Linked DNA regions of Homo sapiens: region 1 is linked to region 2. A link is a loop called in an ENCODE intact Hi-C map of the cell type or tissue named here. Cell type or tissue: gastrocnemius medialis. All regions are shown on one strand. Each heading gives the region's core, and the rest is flanking DNA. Links, peaks and the distances in the headings are about the cores only.

Region 1 (4,391 bases), core at 134-4,133, 87 kb before region 2:
TGCCTGTAGTCCCGACTACTTGGGAGGCTGAGGTGGGAGGATTCCTTGAGCCAGGGAGGTCGAGGCTACAGTGAGCTATGATGGTGCCACTGCACTCCAGCCTGGGCAACAGAGTGAGACCCTGTCTCAAAAAAACAGCAAAGGGGCCTCTGGCAGGTCTGACTAAGGCAGAGACCCAGGGAAAGGTCATGTCTTCCAGGTTGCACAGCCAGTGGTCAAGGTGACAATATCTCTTTTCCATAAAATTCTGACCGTGGGGGCAGAGTGGCATCTGCAGTGCAGATAAATGGGGCCAGGCTCCACATGGTGCTGTCTGACTGGCTCAGGTTAGAGTTGGTGTGGGAGTCTTCGGTCTCACGGGGACCCCCTGGCCCAGGGCAGGGGTCTGAGGCACAGACCCTTAGCTGACACTGCATCTCTGGGGTCCAGGCCTGGGCAGCATGCACCTCCTCTTCTACTGGACAAGGACTCTCCATAGATAAGGACATGTGTCTCCATGGTTCCTCAGGCAGAGGCAGCAGGCATGGAGATTTAGGTTCTGCTGATGCTGGGAGTTGGGGAGGAGCCCAAGGATACTGTGGACTCTGGACGGTGAGTCCAAATCTCCAAAGCAATGGGGTGGGTGCTGTGTATGCTCCAATGATCCTCTCTCCCCAGCCTCCCAGGTAGCTGGGACAACGGGCATGTGCCACCACTCTGGCTCATTAAAAAAAAAAAAATTAAGAGATGGGGCCGGGCGCGATGGCTCACGCCTGTAATCCCAGCACTCTGGGAGGCTGAGGCGGGCAGATGACCTGAGGTCAGGAGCTCGTGACCAGCCTGGCCAACATGGTGAAACCCTGTCTCTACTAAAAATACAAAAAATTAGCTGGTCTTGAACTCCTGGGCTCCGAGAATGCAAGATGAAAAGAGAGACACCCAAGGCCAGAGGGACGGTTTTATACCACCTCTTTTATACCACCTCAGTGCCCCGAGGGACACAGCATCATCCCATAGTGTCTCCATGGGACCCATCAGAACCTCAGGAGTGGGGAAAGAGAAGCAGTTTGGAAAAGACCCCTAGGTGATTCTAACGCATGTGACCATCCACCCAGTGGGAAGCACTGATCTTTAACGCATCTCTAGAAAAATATAATTTCTCCTTCTGGGAGACTGGTGTTCTTTTAGTTAGCCTTTCTTATAAATATCTATTTTAAATCGAAGCTATTGGTAGCATTATCTTCTGTGCTGTAGCAAGTACAGTGCAGTTGACTAGCTAATTATACTGCTTCTATATTAAAGCATTCCAACAGAAGACCACAGAATAGAGAGTTATCAAAAAGCAGCCTTGTCACGGCGGTCGGGCTATTTCATTAATTGCAAAAACAGTTCTTCTTTACAAGTGGCACTATGCTTAAGCACTTGTCAGATTAGGCAGGAGGAAACATCTTCCACTTTTGCGTCTGTTTCCATGCCTAATTAAAGGTTAGCGATGTCCCATGACACACGTGGATAGCGGGGCATTTATGGGGAGCTTTGCTTGAAAAAGTAGAGCCCTGGACAGGACAGACTCGAAGATGTGCAGCTGTCTGGTATCCTTGTGAAATAACAAATCAAATTTGAGGGAAGAGGAGAAATCTCAGTGGCAGAAAGATGGAGAATTTCAATGGGTTAGAGAAAGAAAACCAATTAGTCAGTCCTCTGATATATCCAACTACAGAAAGTATCATTGGAAAGTATGGGTGGAAACAACTCAGTGAACTCAGGACAAAAGATTCTGCCCAATAAGCCTTCTGCTTATGGGAAATGCCCTCTCCCCAAGTGACTGTCACCAAACACCCTGGCACATGTCTCAAAGATCAAGGACCTGCTGCCAAGTGTTCATGGGAAAACCACCTGCAACTCCAAACAGCTGAGCCCAGAGCTGGGAGCTTGGAGCCTCCTCTCCCAAACAGCAACCTGATTCAAGGCCCCATCGTGTGTCCGAGGGTCCCCCGTAAGACATGAAAGAGGGGAAGGGGACAGGAAGAAGAAAGAAAGAAAGCAGCTCCGTGGTAAGTAAAGGTGAGTTCTTTGAGTAGCCAAGACTGCGGGGGCAGGGTTCCCCATGGCAAAAGCATCAGGTTGCCAATTTGCCAAGTCTTATTCATAAAAATATTTTCCTAATAATTGTATTCCTTTAGGTTATATTTGAGGCTATACATTATACACATTAGGAAAAACAAAAAGCCCTCAGAACATATCTCATTCAATTAACCTTATTCCTTTGGGGCGAGAGGAAACCCTGGTTTGGTGAAGTCAGATGCTTTCTGCATGTGGGTTTCGTATCAGGACAATCTGGCAACAAGGAGTTAAGATAATTAAAATCAGAAGTCTTGTTACTAGAAGATATGTTTTGATTATTAGATTAGATGAAGATAAGGTAGCAATGATTTTGGAAGAAGTATCGCTGAATTGTTTCATTAACTGCACGGTATTAAACAATTCCCCCAAGATACGGATAACGAACATTAATTTGCAAAACCGCGTTTCATTTTTTTGTGAAGGCAAACATTGAAACCTTAACTGATTTGGAAGAAATTGCTCTATAATAAAAAATGTGAGGTCTACAGCTTTGCTCTCTTGTAGCCGGTGTGTATCTGAGTCACGCCCTTTAACTTGACAATGGAGAGAAAGGCAAATTATCTCATCATAATGCCGTTGCTGGGGTCAGAAATGGCTGTAACATGAGAAAATGAGATTAAATGTAGAAATAAAAACTGAATCCTGGTACTCATTGGGTAAGCTGATGAGAGAGGAAGAAACGGCGGTGACAAAATAAATGACCTGGTTCGCGGTGGCTCACACCTGCAATTCCAGCATTTGGGAGGCGGAGGCGGGTGGATCACCTGAGATCGGGAATTTGAGACCAGCCTGACCAACACGGAGAAATCCCATCTCTACTAAAAATACAAAATTATCCGGAAGTGGTGGCTCATGCCTGTAATCCCAGCTACTCAGGAGGCAGAGGCAGGAGAATCACTTGAACATGGGAGGCAGAGGTTGCAGTGAGTGGAGATGGCGCCATCGCACCCTAGCCTGGGCAACAGAACGAAATTCCGTCTCAAATAAAATAAAATAAAATAAAATAAAATAAAATAAAATACAATAAAATAAAATAAAATAAAAATTTAAAAAAAACGACCTGGCTGAGGACAGACAGAACCAGGTTTCAACCATTTCCCCAAAGTCGGCAGGACTGTCTCCTCCAAGGGACCCGGCGCTGGGCAGTTCTCAGTGAATGGGTGAAATTCACCCCAAAGAGGCAGAAGAAAGGAGTGAGGGAGGGTCGTGGGAGCCATCAGCATAGGCAATAGATTGCTGGAAACTTAGTCTTGGTATAAATTTGGTCATGTGTCAAAAAGAAAATTTCAATTAAAAAAAAAAAAAAAGACATTGGGCCAGGTGCAGCGGCTCATGCCTATAATCCCAAAGTGTTTTGGGAGCCGAGGTGGGAGAATTGCTTGAGCCCAGGCGTCCCAGACCAGCCTGGGGAACACAGTGAAATCCCATCTCCACAAAAAATTAAAAAACTAGCTGGGTGTGGTGGGGCATGTCTTTGGTCCCAGGGTCCCAGTTACTTGGGAGGCTGAGGCAAGGAGAATCGCTTGAGCCCGAGACTTCGAGGTTGCCGTGAACTATGATCCTGTCACTGCACTCCAGTCTGGGCCAGTGAGTGAGACTCCGTTTCAAAAAAAAAAAAAAAAAAAAGGCAGTGGCTCACGCCTGTAATCCCAGCACTTTGGGAGGCCGAGGCTGGTGATCACCTGAGGTCAGGAGTTTGAGACTAGACTGGCCAACATGGTGAAACCCCGCCTCTACTAAAAATATAAAAGTTAGTCTGGCATGGTGGCGCGTGACTGTAGTTCAGTTACTCAGGAGGCTGAGGCAGGAGAATTGCTTGAATCCAGGAGGCGGAGGTTGCAGTGAGCCAAGACTGCGCCATTGCATTCCAGTCTCGGCGACAAAAGCGAAAATCCGTCTCAAAAACAACAACAACAACAACAACGACAAAACACAATGGACCTAAGTACATCCTAGGACTACTTCATACCAGAAAAGGTTTCCTTTAAATGTTCACAATGAACCCTGACCCACTTTATTCATACAATGAATATACTTTACAGCCACTCATTCCCTCACCCACCCAACATGGAGGTACCGGGTTGGGGAAGGAATGGGCCTGAACGGGCAGCCCCCGGGCAGAGCAGGGAACCCCTGGCCTGGGGCTGAAGCCCTGCCCTGAAGGTCCTGCCTTCTTCGCTGTCAAGACAGACAACTCCGAGAGTCTCCCCTGGCTCTGAAGCCTGTGAATCAAGGGTCCCAGGACCCTCTTCAAATTACACTTGCTTCAACGGATCATAAATACCTAA
Region 2 (4,391 bases), core at 213-4,212:
TTCAGCAAATTCCTTGTTGTATTCTTCCAGAGTTTCCCTAAGTTTCTGGTTCTCTGTTTCAATATCGTGCAGGCGCTGCACTTTGAGCTGGAGTTGCTGTCCGAGATCCAAAGCTGGTACGGGATCTGCACAACAGGAAAACAGCCATCACCCCACTCGGCCAGCAAACAGGCCCCCTCCACGGCGGTACACAGGCTCAGAGTGGGGCTCCTGGGACATCAGCTCCGGGGGCTCCCCAGAGGCCACAGTCATGCCCCTGCAGCCAGCCCCCTTGCTGGGTGGGAGAATTCTCCAGTGCTTTACAAAGGATGGACCCAGCCCGGGGTCCTCGAGGTGTGAAAATGGGGTGGCAATAGCCATGAGATTCACTGGTATTTGCCGATTACTCCTGCCTGGTGTGACACTTTCATGATTTTCATTCTTTGATCAGATAAGTAGAGAAATACACCAGGTAGCAGCCCCAGGAGGTCAATCACATCCCCGGAGCTGCACGTGGAGGACGGACAAGTCCGTGGACAGGTGCCGGGATGTTTAAGGGTCCAGTGATTATGAGGCTGGAAGTGACACCTGATGCCTGAGAACGCCACACAGTTCACGGGACACTTTATGGAGATTGTGTCTTTTGAGCCTTACAACAATCTCGAGAAAGAGGCCTCAGAAACTAAAGCCCAGGGAAGCAGAATGACTCACCTGAGGTCACCCAGCTAGTTGGTTGGCATGGAGAATGCACACCTAAGTCTGTTAACTCCAAGTGATCATGCTTTTTTGTTTGTTTGTTTGTTTAAGACAGGGTCTCACTCTGTCGCCCAGGCTGGAGTGCAGTGGCATGATCATGGCTCACTGCAGCCTCCACCTCCTGGGCTCAAGCAATCCTCCCACCTCAGCCTCCCAAGTAGCTGGGACTACAGGCATGCACAAGCACGCTGGGCTAATTTTTGTATTTTTTGGTAAAGATAGGGTCTTCCTATGTTGCCTAGGCCAGTCTCAAACTGGACTCAAGGGATCTGACCGCCTCAGCCTCCCAAAGGATTACAGGCGTGAGCCACCCCACCCAGCCCTGAGTGACCATTCTTTACAACAAGGTAAAGAATGAAGCAGAGGTGAAGCAGAGGAAAGAAACACTTAGGCTTTATAAAGCCACCCCATTTCATGACATGACCACTTTCCATTACGATCCTCCTTCACTAATGAAGGGTGTTCAGAAGAGTCAGGGGTTAGCGGCCGCAGGTCCCAAGGCTGGAGACCCCTGCAGAGGCACAGCTGGTGACCCGGCATGGCCCTGTCGTAGACCAGCTGGCCAGGAGGCCACCACACTCCTGATGATAACTAAGTGCAGAGCAGCGCGCGCTGCACGGCAGCCAGGCCAGCGCTGGGGTCTTGCAGCCAATTCAAGGTCATATCTGCCATCAGATTCACTTCCAGAAAACTGGATTTTAATCCAAAGTCAGAAGTCACAGACCTGGAATTTACAGTACAAACTCACGGCTCTCGCCTTTACTGTGAATTCAACACAGGATAGAGAGACCTTAAATGTTCTTCCGCATCAATGTGATCTTTAGTTTTCTTTCTGCTGCCTAAGAGGCAATTATATTCCGCCTGCTGGGTACCTGGGGCATACTTCCTTTGGAATTCTCAGGCTCCGTCAGAGTGGAAGAATACCCAAGTCCACAGGGCTTAGAAAGATTATTGAATATATTTCTGGTATGGGCGCCAGTGTCACTTGTGAGATGGCTGCAGAGATTTAGTCTCCAGTCGAAGAATGCCAAACACCATGCCCAGCGGATCAACAAGAGTATATATTCAAGAGCTCACTTAATTTTCAAATGCCAGAGTCATTAATTTTTCAGACCACCCTAGGTTCCTGGAATCGAGGGCCAGGTCTACCATGCCTCGGTTAACGTATCCAGCAGGAGCCAGGGACTCTTTAGGATGCCAGCGTCTTTGCAGAGTTTACAAAAGGCAGGCGCTGGGATATGTTGGGCTCAACGTCAGCAGATCCCGGGTGCTGGGGTTTCACAGCAACACAGTCCATCATGCAGAATCCCTGGCTGCTGGGCACTTACTCTGCACGTATACACAGCCTATAATTGCATCTCTTTCTGGTGCATGGCTTTTCATTATTATTTTAATCAGCATCAAAATATTTATGTTAAATTTGACTCCAAAAGCTATTTTGGAGGCCGGCTGCAGTGGCTCATGCCTGTAATCCCAGCACTTTGGGAGGCCGAGGGTGGCCGGATTGCTTGAGCTCAGGAGTTCGAGACCAGCCTGGGCAACATGGTGAAAGCCTGTCTCTACAAAACAAAAACACAAACCAAAAAACTAGCCAGGCATGGTGGCATACCCCTGTAGTCCCAGCTACTGGGGGGCTTAAGGCATGAGAAGTCCTTGAGCCCTTGAGGTCGAGGTTGCATTGAGCTGTGATTGAGCCACTGCACTCCAGCCGGGGCAACAGAGCGAAATCCTGTCTTGGAAAAAAAAAAAAATGCTATCTTGGGGAGATGGTTCTTTGTAAGCAGGAGTCGTGATAACACAAAAAAACAGAATTCCTGAAAAGATTCCAGGTGCTGTTTGTAAAAAAAATTTCCATAACTTCTCTGGATACCTTCACCTTCTCAGCCTGCCCCTCTTCCCCACCTTCACGACCTTGTGCTGGGCAAATGGTTTCAAGAAAGTGAACAGCCCGTTCACAGCCTCCTTTGTACAGAACCACGATTTAAACTTGACATAGAGGTCAGGGAAGAGGAGGTAAAGAGAGGAACCTTTGATCACGTATAAAATTCTATTAAGAGTTGCTCACGTAGGCTTTCTAGCACAAGTGCCAGCAAATTATATCTTTAAAGAACACACCTAGTATACTGCCTGCCCTCCCTAAAAGTTCTGTCAACATTTCCAGTTCATTCTTTTCAAAAGGCCAGGACCCCACTGTATCTGCTTCGAATTAAAAAATAGCTTCTCCCATGCGGTTAAGCAAGGAATCCGGTGACATATGAAAATGACACGCACATTATCAAGTGAGGAGGAACCAGACCTTTACACCAATTTTCAGAGCCTTATACTGTAAATGAAAATTCAGGCAATCTCATAATCATTCATCATGGCATGTATATTTAGTCTGACACTATTAAAGGTTAATGCCTATGTAGCAAAGCTGGTCACAGACTAAAGGATGAGCTAAATGTTCAAACATCTCTGTGCATTAAACTCCAAACTTTACTACAGCACAGTTGAATGGCTAAATGCCTACAGCATTTGAATATTGTTTTGGGATATGTAAGAGGCATTGCTAAAGAACTTCTTAGGCTTAATTTTTATTACTTGTATTAAAGGAACAGCTAATTACTGCATGACAATATAATGACTCTAGCATGTTTGGGCTAAAGACCAAAACAATGAATTTTGGCGTGCCAAAACCCAACCTGTGTGTTAATCTACGGAAATAATAGCTTTTTGTCTTGTTAATGATTTCCAATGCCATTTAAACCCCACACAAGGATTGTCAGGTCTTATGCGAACGTCAGATGCCTCCGATCTTAGCAGCTCAATTAGGGAATTGTCTGGAGGAGGCGAAGAGGACACACCCATATATAAAACAGGAACACACAAAATCCGGTAACCCCTGTCTTCCCAGCCTCCTCCTCCTCCGATTCAACACGCTTTCCTGCCAGCTCCGCCCACCCAATGCGACAATCTTGTAAAGTGTTTTACAATCATCTGATACTTAATTCCTAAAGCAATCTTGGAGGTATTATATAGCTTGTTATGCAACACAGGGCTCAAGGAACATAATTATTACAAACAACAATACTGTACATATTCAGCACCTTTTCCTAAGTGCACGCAATATTATCTCGTTAATTCCAGCCATTACAGTCAGAGGCTGGCGGAGCCCGCTCTGCAATGTATGGGGTGGATGCATCTCACCCAGGGAGGGAAAGAAAAAGGAAAGAAGCCCGCCAGGCAAACGACTTTGAAAAATTCTCAGTATGATTTCTGCTTACTGGCCAGGCACAGTGGCTCACACCTGTAATCTCAGCACTTTGGGAGGCCGAGGAGGGAACATTGTTTGAGCCCAGGAGTTTGAGGCCAGCCTGGACAACATAAGTGAGACCCTGTCTCTGGAAAAAATACAAAAATTAGCCGGGCATGGTGGTGCATGCCTGTAGTCCCAGCTCCTTGGGAGGCTAAGGTAGGAGGATTGCTTGAGCCTGGGAGGTGGAGGTTGCAGAGAGCTATGACTTTCTTTTTTTTTTTTTTTTTTTAAAGAGATAGGGTCTCACTCCAGCCTGAGGGACAGAGTGAGACCCTGTCTCAGAAAAAAAAAAAAAAAAGCTTCTGTTTTCTTAACCAGCAGCCAAAGAAAATCTCTTTCAGTACTAATTTAACAAATA

Evidence for each region. Peaks named below come from ENCODE experiments on the same cell type or tissue, not always from the same donor. Only the 100,000 strongest peaks of a DNase experiment are listed, where the experiment ranks them.
Region 1: it touches region 2 in a loop (2.1-fold over the local background); 1 of 110 quality-filtered maps calls a loop at or near these places.

The regions. Positions count from the first base shown.
Region 1 is chr7:102,179,653-102,184,043 of GRCh38, reverse strand. All of the region lies in intron 11 of CUX1 (cut like homeobox 1), which reads right to left. Among named protein-coding and RNA genes, the nearest start is that of SH2B2, 110 kb to the left of the region's middle. In gastrocnemius medialis, for the core only: no CTCF peak of the experiment used is centred there; a DNase peak (open chromatin) is centred at 1,853; H3K27ac peaks cover 3,581 bases.
Region 2 is chr7:102,093,098-102,097,488 of GRCh38, reverse strand. It overlaps CUX1 (cut like homeobox 1), which reads right to left. Exons shown (of 24, transcript NM_181552.4): 5 at 1-125. Among named protein-coding and RNA genes, the nearest start is that of SH2B2, 190 kb to the left of the region's middle. RefSeq lists enhancers at 1-411, 1,291-1,802. In gastrocnemius medialis, for the core only: no CTCF peak of the experiment used is centred there; no DNase peak of the experiment used is centred there.